Linked DNA regions of Homo sapiens: all the other regions are linked to region 3. A link is a contact called in ENCODE Hi-C or POLR2A ChIA-PET data. All regions are on one chromosome and are shown on one strand. Each heading gives the region's core, a stretch centred on a gene start or an enhancer-like site at or near the end of the contact. The rest is flanking DNA. Distances are from core to core; before and after follow the strand shown.

Region 1 (2,700 bases), core at 195-2,694, 510 kb before region 3:
CTAAACCTGCTTAGCTTGCTTATCCTGCTATACTCATTCCTTCCTTGGAATCCCTCATAAAGCCTCTTTTCATGCCTTCCCCTCACTCCCTCAGCCTCCTGACCAACGCTGGTGCTTCCGCATATGACCCTGCATGACATGGCTGCCTCCTCCTCGGGGGAACCGTGAGTCATGAGCTATCTTTGCAATTGTAGTCCTTTCCTGAGCTGTTGGCCTCATAGTCCTTGGATAATCATAAAACCCACATTTTAAAACAGCATTGCCCTCTGCACTGAAAATAAGATGGGCTTGTGTTAGGGCTTAAGGGAGAACTTTTCTTGGTTTTTGTTAAAGAAAATACATGTAAGATTTGTGTAAGAATTCTTTGTTTTGATTTCCAGTTGGAAATTATAGAAATAGAGCAAGACAGAGTTGCAAGAAGTTTTGCCTTATCCATAAAGGAATGGATAGAAAAATTATGAAATTTCCATAGCCTGGAATACACAACTATTAGAGAGACTGAGTCACAGCTATAGGGGTTGATGTGGGGGTGTTTTCCTTTCTCTTTTTGGGAGAGAAAAACAAGATGCAGAGAAGTGTTTGACAGGGGATTCTACTTTTTAAGAAAATAATGACATAAAGGATGTATCTGTGTGGATATGTGTATACGTGTCTGCATAAAACTAGATGAACCTGAGGAGGAACATGGAAGGGTGCAAGCTAAGTTGATTGTATGAGTTAATGTGGGTGGATATTGGGGAGCAGGGAGAATAGAGAGGCCAAGGAAAACTGAGAGAGAAAAGAGAGCACTTAAAATCTCATATCCACACTTAAATGTTTATATTAAATTATTAGTGTTAATATGTATAGATACATTTTAAAGCTCTATAATTCAGTGGTTCTGCTCTTTAGCAGAATTTTACTCTGTGACTCAAGATATGTTAATATCATTCTTGTGTGATTTACTTTTAAAGGGAGATGAAGATAGATTTGCCTGCCATCCATCCCGCCTGTTGAACGCAGGCAAACAGAGTCCTTGGGTTTTAATGTCTTATTGCCAGGCAGACGTGGGCTAGACTTGAATCACCACCTCCCCAGTCAGGTCTCTGATGTGTAAGACAAGCAGCATGGGAAGAACCAGCTGCCCTGCAGAAGAGACGCCTGTCTCTCCAGATAGAATGGAGCGTTTCTGTCCCTCGGGTTCCAGACCACCACAGACTCACCAGCTCCAGCCCCTGCGGTCACTTGGCCAGACAAAAGCAAGTTCTTTTCTCACAGCACAGGGCCTCCTCTTCTGCAAACTTAGCCCCTTCTGTTGGGTGTTACTAAGCCGTGAGTCTAAATATGGCACATGGCCGTTGGATGGAAATCATTTCCAGTAAAAGAGGATGTTTCCTCAGCAGTTTTCAAGCTGGCGCTGACTCAAGCATCCTCGAGGGAGACCATTTAACTGGTCATTAGGGAGACAGCAAAAAGGCATTGAGGAATTCTGTAACAAGATGCGTATCCTGTGTGGAAGGCCCCCTGGGACTCTGACCATTGGCTCTCTGTGCTTGCTGGAGAGGTTTTATTGATGCTGCATAAAAGTATTTTGCAGCAACAAATCTGTTAGTTGTGCATTGGTTTAAAGATGCTGTACTGTACTGGATCCAGCTTTGTGAGGAACAGCACTGAAGGTGAGACGTGGCACTCAGACAGTAATTAAATGTTTAAAGATGATTAATACCCAAGTCAATACATCATCAGAGGTAGAGAAGAGAATTGAGGCCTTGAAAGGAGAGGTGAAAATTTATGCTGAGATTTTTGGGCAAGCTATTTACACTGCCCTGAAGGCAACACATACACTTACTTACAAATTGAAATGTTTGAAAATCAGAATGTAAACACAGTGAGGATTCCTTGACGTAGACTCTATAGTGCAAAAAAGGGTTTACTTGAGGGGTATGTAGGGTCTGTCTGCTATGGAAAAAAAATGATCCTTATGAGAATAAAGTGTCATAAAACTTCAAGGCTAGTACTTGTAGACTGACAAAGATATAGCTACTGAGGATGATAAGACCAATGATCTGAATTCAAATAGGTCCTTCAGGTTCTGGGATCATTCAACACCTATCAGAGCTCTAGCAGCAGGTCCATAAGAGTAGGGGTTCACTTTGCACAATGAAGCATGGATTCATAGGATCTTTGGTGTAGGAACCCATTCCACTAGGGTTCATTCCTGTTCCCAAATATTTTCTTTTTCAACACTGTTGATGTCGATCTTTAGGGAAGCGTTTCAAAGTACATGAATGGCAAGAATGAGAGAATGTATTTTTAAAATGGAAGATATGCTAAAAATGTACTTTTTAAAAGGATCTGAATGAAACTACAGTTACTTAATCAAGAAACAATATGACTAACCACAGCTGTGTAGTTCTTAGAGAGTATTTACGAATGCGTGTCGTCAATGAATGTGTCCTGGGCATGGACCATGGGGTCAGAAACTTTTATTTATGTATTCACTTATTTATTTATCTTCTAAGTCTAGAACTTTCTTTCTTACAAATAGGAATCTGTAAAGTGTAGTAAATCAGGCTTATTTGTTTTAAAGAAGTCATTTGAACTATTTCTCCTTTAAAACAGAAATATTTTTAGGTGCAACCTGTTGCCCTTGGCAATAGAAGTGCTGCTCTGTTAATCTTTGCTCTGATCTCTCTTTTCATGTTGTGATCTTTTAGACTC
Region 2 (2,700 bases), core at 77-2,576, 880 kb before region 3:
GATGTCTACAGTCTGCCTTGGTCCTTTAGGGGTCAGTATACCCTCTTTCTTTCTCACTCTCTGGCTGGCTATTGTCGTGTGTGTGTGTGCACACACATATGTGATTCAGTGACTTTCTCCAGAGGCGCCTGGCTTGAGTGAGTTGGTTCTGTGCCATTGGGAGGAGGATAGTTTCTTCCCCACAGGGGCAGCGCTGCTCTGACTTAGGGAGTTTAATGTCTTGTCAGATGTTGATGCTTTTACTTCCCTTCCTGTTTCAACTGGAATGAGTCATATTTGAAAATATTTTCATCCTTTTAGTGACTATATTGAATAACACACATTTTTCATTATTATTTACTGCAATTAACCTTAACCTCATTCTTTTCTTCTTTTAAACATTAGCACAGTTATTTCTATTATTATCTAGGTTCCCTCTGTCTCTATACTTAGCTTCATTAAAACGGATTGCAGCTTAGATAGGTTGAGAAACAGTCTTTTTTAATTTCTGGAGACTCAGCTTTCATTAATGCAATAATGAAAACTATGGTGGGAGAGTGTAGATAGTTGGCTAATAGATTGTCCCAACCTATTTTAGATCGGCTTTCTCCTCATTTGTCCTCCCCTAAACCAAGCTACTTATAAATGTTCTCCAATTCTGAGCTCTTTTTTTTTTTTTTTTTTGAGGTGGAGTCTCACCCTGTCACCCAGGCTGGAGTGCAGTGGCATGATCTTGGCTCACTGCAATCTCCACCTCCCAGGTTCAAGCGATTCTCCTGCTTCAGCCTCCCCAGTAGCTGGGATTACAGGCATGTGCCACCATGTCCAGCTAATTTTTTTTTTTTTTAAGTAGAGATGGGGTTTTGCCATGTTGGCCAGGCTGGTCTCGAACTCCTGACCTTAGGTGATCCGCCTGCCTTGGCCTCTCAAAGCGCTGGGATTACAGGTGTGAACTACCACACCCGGCTGCGTTAATTAAACTTCCTTTACTGCCCTGAGCTATTCTTATGACATTTCTTTGAGACAGGACAAGTGACTCAGTCTCTTTGTAATTTATTGAGTTCTTTGATTAAAAGAGACCATTACCAGCTAAAAATTCTACCCTCTGCCCTCGCTTTCACATCCTTCGAATGGATAAAGGGAAGATCTGTACAACACAGCCAGATATCAATACTGCTGCATCGTGTGCCTGGCTTCCTGGTGGTAGCCACCTGCTGCTTAGAAACTGTTTCAAAGGGGAACTGGCGTACTTCCCTTTTAAGCAAGAGTTACAGCGCAAAAGCTGCCTCAGTCATAATTTCTAACGTAGTCATCTCCTCTTTATAAGTGCACTTCCTCAGAGACCTGTGGACATAAACTGAATGTGTTAGGCAGAGACCTTTCAAAATTTAGACTTGTTTTCTGGACAGATGCCAGATTTCCTGGATGGCTGGTTACAATCCCCTTGTCCACCCGCGCAGTGCAGCTAAGATTGTCTGTCTGAATCATCATCCTTTTTTAGTGTGTACTTAAAGTGGAAGTGATGTTTTCCAGACCCTGTGTAGGAATGAGCTCATGTCATGAGGTTTTGCTCTGATGTTGGTTTCTCTCAGTTAGTTTAGTGACATTAGGATCTGAAGGCCGACGAATGGCTTTGATACCATTTTAAGGTGTCTTCCATTTCCAGTACTCCAGGATTATTGGGAAATTACTGGGGAGATGAAGACATTATGTAAGGTGGCAGGTCAACCTACTAGTTATTCACAGCCATTGGAAGATACTATGGGACTGTTAATAGTATGTGCTGAAAAGACTTCTCTCTTGTTGCTTTAAAAAAATGTAGTTTATTTACATGTATATTGACTTCTTTATGGTCCTATCCTAAGTGGATAAATGGCTGAATTCTATTTTTCTGCTAAGATTTTAGGCAGGAGAGTATTTTTCATGAATGTCTTGTAAATCATTAGTAAATGTTCTCTGACAAAGGGTTCCATGGCTAGATAGGTTTGAGAAATGCTGGGGAAGAATATGATGATGTCACCCGTAGGACATTTACATTGCTCTTCCTGATGCTGATATACAAATATATGTCTGTTTAAATTGATTTAATGATCTAATAAAAACTAAATTTCTCCTCTGAGAAATTGATGAAAACAACCAACCGTGAATATCCTAGCAAACTGTTTTCATGTCTGTTTTCAGATAAGCATTCCCTGAAGAATTTTATTTATTCATTTGTTTATTTGTTCATTGAACACATATCTATTTTGTGCCTTCTCTGTGCCAATACTTAGGGAAACGCTGCACCTTAATGAAAAGAAGGCTGTGGCAGACATGGCTGGTCTCAGCCATCCCTTTCCTTTAGTAAAGTTGAGTCCAATGCAGCCCAGAACAAAGGTTATGTTTCCCAGCTTCCCTTGCAGCAAGAACTGCCACATGGCCCGTGGGATGTGACCTTGAGGGCTATGTGCAGAGTTGCTGTGGGGCCTCTATGCACAGGCTTAGGTATGCACAGGTATGCACGTGCTATGTGTTTTGGATGGCAGAACAGCAGGACAGGAAGAGCGGGAACTCTGATACTATGGAGTGTTATAACACTTTGAATATTTATGATTAGACCATATTTAAAATAAATAAACTATTATCAATTTAAGTTACTGTTACTTTGACCTTTTTTAATGATAGCCAAACTAATAACCTAACTGATCCAGAAAGGATTTTCAATGATCAGGCATTGTCATA
Region 3 (2,700 bases), core at 116-2,615:
TGGATGAGGGAAAACCGAGGGAGTGTTGTGGGAGTTCAGCCTTTCTGAAGTGCCTGTGCTGGCTACTGCAGCTTAGAATCCAGGACTGGCATTTACAACCCATCATCACACAGGTTCTCTTGACCCTATGTGTCGAAATTTCACGTGCGCAGAGTGCTATGGCGGATGTAGGCAGAGCAGAGCCAAATGAATAAGGTAGTAAATCAGGAAAATAAGCCTTTCTTCATCTTGGAACTACAAAACAAAATGACGTTTTAGTTGTCAGCAGGTAAAGCCAGTGGGGCCGGAAAATGAAATACGTGTGACCACAGTGGTTTGCCCACTTACAAAATTATCCTGTTTTTAGCATCTTCAAACAGGCATGTCTTTCTAAGGTAGAGGACGCGCTATATAATATTCATTAGTCAGCCCCAGGAGAAGTGTCTCCTCCTGGTTCCCCTTCTATTGTGGCATCCTCATGTGCTCAAAGTGTAGTTTTACCTACAGGTGTAAATTAGCCTATTGATTTGAATTGAACTAGAGAAAGGCAATACAGGGAGCTTTCCCAAGTGACAATACAAATAAACATCTGCAGAGTAACCACTGCTTTGTCCCAAATACAGAAATTCTCTCTGCTTTGTTTTCCTTTAGCTTCCTAATTTGTGTGTGTGTGTGTGTGTGTGTGTGTGTGTGTGTGTGTGTTAAGACTGTACTATGATTTTATCTCTTTACTGAAAGAGATACATACTAAAGTTGTCCATTTAGGGGGAATAAAACCACATAATTTTGGTTTCATTAAAACAGTCCTTTTATTTCAAAAGTAAAATTCTTTCCCTTTCCCAGGCTTTAAAATACCTGTGAGTTGCCAGCCCGTTGTAGGGGTCAGACTCTCACCAAAACATTTCTTTTTATTTATTTTTCCCTTTTATAGTTTCACTTATGCCATGATAGACGTTACCAAGGACTTAACTCTCCCGGAGCTGATGCCTAGCATTTTAAATGATGGGATCCACATCCTGTCGGAGCAGCGGCTTGATGCCAGCGTTGAATTACTATTGAATAAGCAGCAATGAAATCTTTATCAAAATAATCAGTAGTTCCAAAAACCACAAATAACAACAGGAGCCGAGTTGTACTAAATCAGCAAAGACCATTGAGATATAATAAGTGACTGAGTCACTTTTTTCTACATCCCCCCCTCTTGCAAAGTCTACTCGGCTATTTTCTTGCACAGCCTGGGGGAGGGCAGGTGGAGGGAAGGAAGGGCATTGCTCAGAAAAGAAAAAAAAAAATTGACATCACTTAAGTCACATGATTGGCAAGAACCAATTGAGATGGGCTGTGGAAAGGGGAACAGTTAAATTTGTAATTTGGGTTGTGTGAAAACTTCTTTGGGCCTCATAAACAACCACAGAACCACAAGTTGGGTAGCCTGGCAGTGTCAGAAGTCTGAACCCAGCATAGTGGTCAGCAGGCAGGACGAATCACACTGAATGCAAACCACAGGGTTTCGCAGCGTGGTGAGCATCACCAACCCACAGCCAAGGCGGCGCTGGCTTTTTTTTTTTTTTTAATCTTTAACAATTTGAATATTTGTTTTTACAAAGGTGCATTTTTTAATAGGGCTTGGGGAGTCCCAGAGGTATCCAGCAGAGGGGAGAAGAAAGAGAGATGTAGGGCTAGAGGGGTGAGGCTGAAACAGTGACCTGTCTTGGTTTTCGCTCCGAAGGTAAAAGAAATCATTGAGTCCCCCGCCTTCAGAAGAGGGTGCATTTTCAGGAGGAAGCGATGGCTTCAGACAGCATATTTGAGTCATTTCCTTCGTACCCACAGTGCTTCATGAGAGGTGAGTACATGCTGGTCTTGTAATATCTACTTTTGCTCAGCTTTGCCTGTAATGAAATGGCAGCTTGTTTCACCTCGGTGCAGAGATGCCTCGGTGCCTGCCAGTTCCCTGTCTTGTTTGTGAGAGGAATTCAAACTGAGGCATATGATTACAAGTCTATTGGATTACTTACTAATCAGATGGAAGCTCTTCAGAAATGTTTTAATAAATACTTAGTTATGCTGTTGGAGTGTTCAGTCGGTGCGTGAGAACTTTGTCAAGTGCGAGTAAGTTGTGCTGGTCTTGTTTAAAGGCTTAGAGATTATGAAGCTTGCACGAAGCTCCCTGGGTTTTATTTTGCTGTCCCTTGCCCGGAATGCCTGTGTCTGAGTTATCCTTAACTCGGCATGCTGTGTGGCCCAGAATGCAGCCTGCCCTGGGGCTTAGCAGGCACATGCACAGAGCCAGCCAGGAGGGCTGGTGCCAGTGTGGGGCAGGAGGCGGAGGCTCTCAGATAGCCTTGCACCAGCCTGGGGACTTCAGGGCCAAAGTGGCAAGGCAGCTGTCTCTATAAGGCAGAGAGTACAGGAGACTGACAGACTTGGTTAGGTTAAAATCATCAGCATGGGGCTGTGCTGTGTTTTTCCTTGTAGCCTCAATGCAAAGAGACAACCAGCATCTTTCAAGAGAGAAAGGAAGCAAATTGTGGCATACCGAGGTCTCTCTGGAAAAGGGCAATAGAGAAGTTTCCCGAGTTAAGCATTCTCGCAGCTTAAGTCGTTAGATTACAGGCTTATGAATAGGAACAGCCAGGGTGGAAAACCTGTCTCCATTTTTGAAACCAGCCTCTTGAAATGGACAAAGCTGTGGTTGAGCTGTGAGTGTGTGAGTATGTG

Evidence for each region. Hi-C counts contacts between places; a loop is a spot of excess contacts on that map. ChIA-PET counts read pairs that join two places held with the same protein, here RNA polymerase II (POLR2A). Pooled maps may share reads with other maps.
Region 1: a map of chondrocyte shows a loop between it and region 3 (2.7-fold over the local background). The contact joins the enhancer-like site here to the promoter of RUNX1 in region 3. A Hi-C loop is called at or near these places in 1 of 168 maps with a recorded cell type or tissue (chondrocyte) and 4 of 50 pooled maps. POLR2A ChIA-PET finds 5 or more read pairs at or near these places in 2 of 52 experiments (AG04449 and PC-3).
Region 2: a loop to region 3 is called in a map of endothelial cell of umbilical vein, with 12 times the contacts of the local background. The contact joins the enhancer-like site here to the promoter of RUNX1 in region 3. A Hi-C loop is called at or near these places in 20 of 168 maps with a recorded cell type or tissue (CD14-positive monocyte, HCT116, HepG2 and 11 more), 7 of 37 single-sample maps with no recorded cell type and 26 of 50 pooled maps. POLR2A ChIA-PET finds 5 or more read pairs at or near these places in 3 of 52 experiments (BJ, PC-9 and activated B cell).

The regions. Positions count from the first base shown.
Region 1 is chr21:35,562,780-35,565,479 of GRCh38, reverse strand. The region is part of intron 1 of LOC100506403 (a long non-coding RNA gene); the gene reads left to right. Among named protein-coding and RNA genes, the nearest start is that of MIR802, 160 kb to the left of the region's middle. Within about 2 kb of position 1,444, at least 6 of the 41 ENCODE cell types and tissues checked have a DNase peak (open chromatin) inside an H3K27ac peak, as active enhancers do; they include PC-3, where a contact is called at or near this core.
Region 2 is chr21:35,931,102-35,933,801 of GRCh38, reverse strand. No RefSeq gene overlaps it. Among named protein-coding and RNA genes, the nearest start is that of LINC01436, 73 kb to the left of the region's middle. Within about 2 kb of position 1,326, at least 24 of the 41 ENCODE cell types and tissues checked have a DNase peak (open chromatin) inside an H3K27ac peak, as active enhancers do; they include CD14-positive monocyte, HCT116, OCI-LY7 and 8 more, where a contact is called at or near this core.
Region 3 is chr21:35,047,967-35,050,666 of GRCh38, reverse strand. It overlaps RUNX1 (RUNX family transcription factor 1), which reads left to right and starts at 1,365. Exons shown (of 9, transcript NM_001754.5): 1 at 1,365-1,499; 2 at 1,709-1,825. The coding sequence starts at 1,768. RefSeq lists enhancers at 1,523-1,642, 2,003-2,142.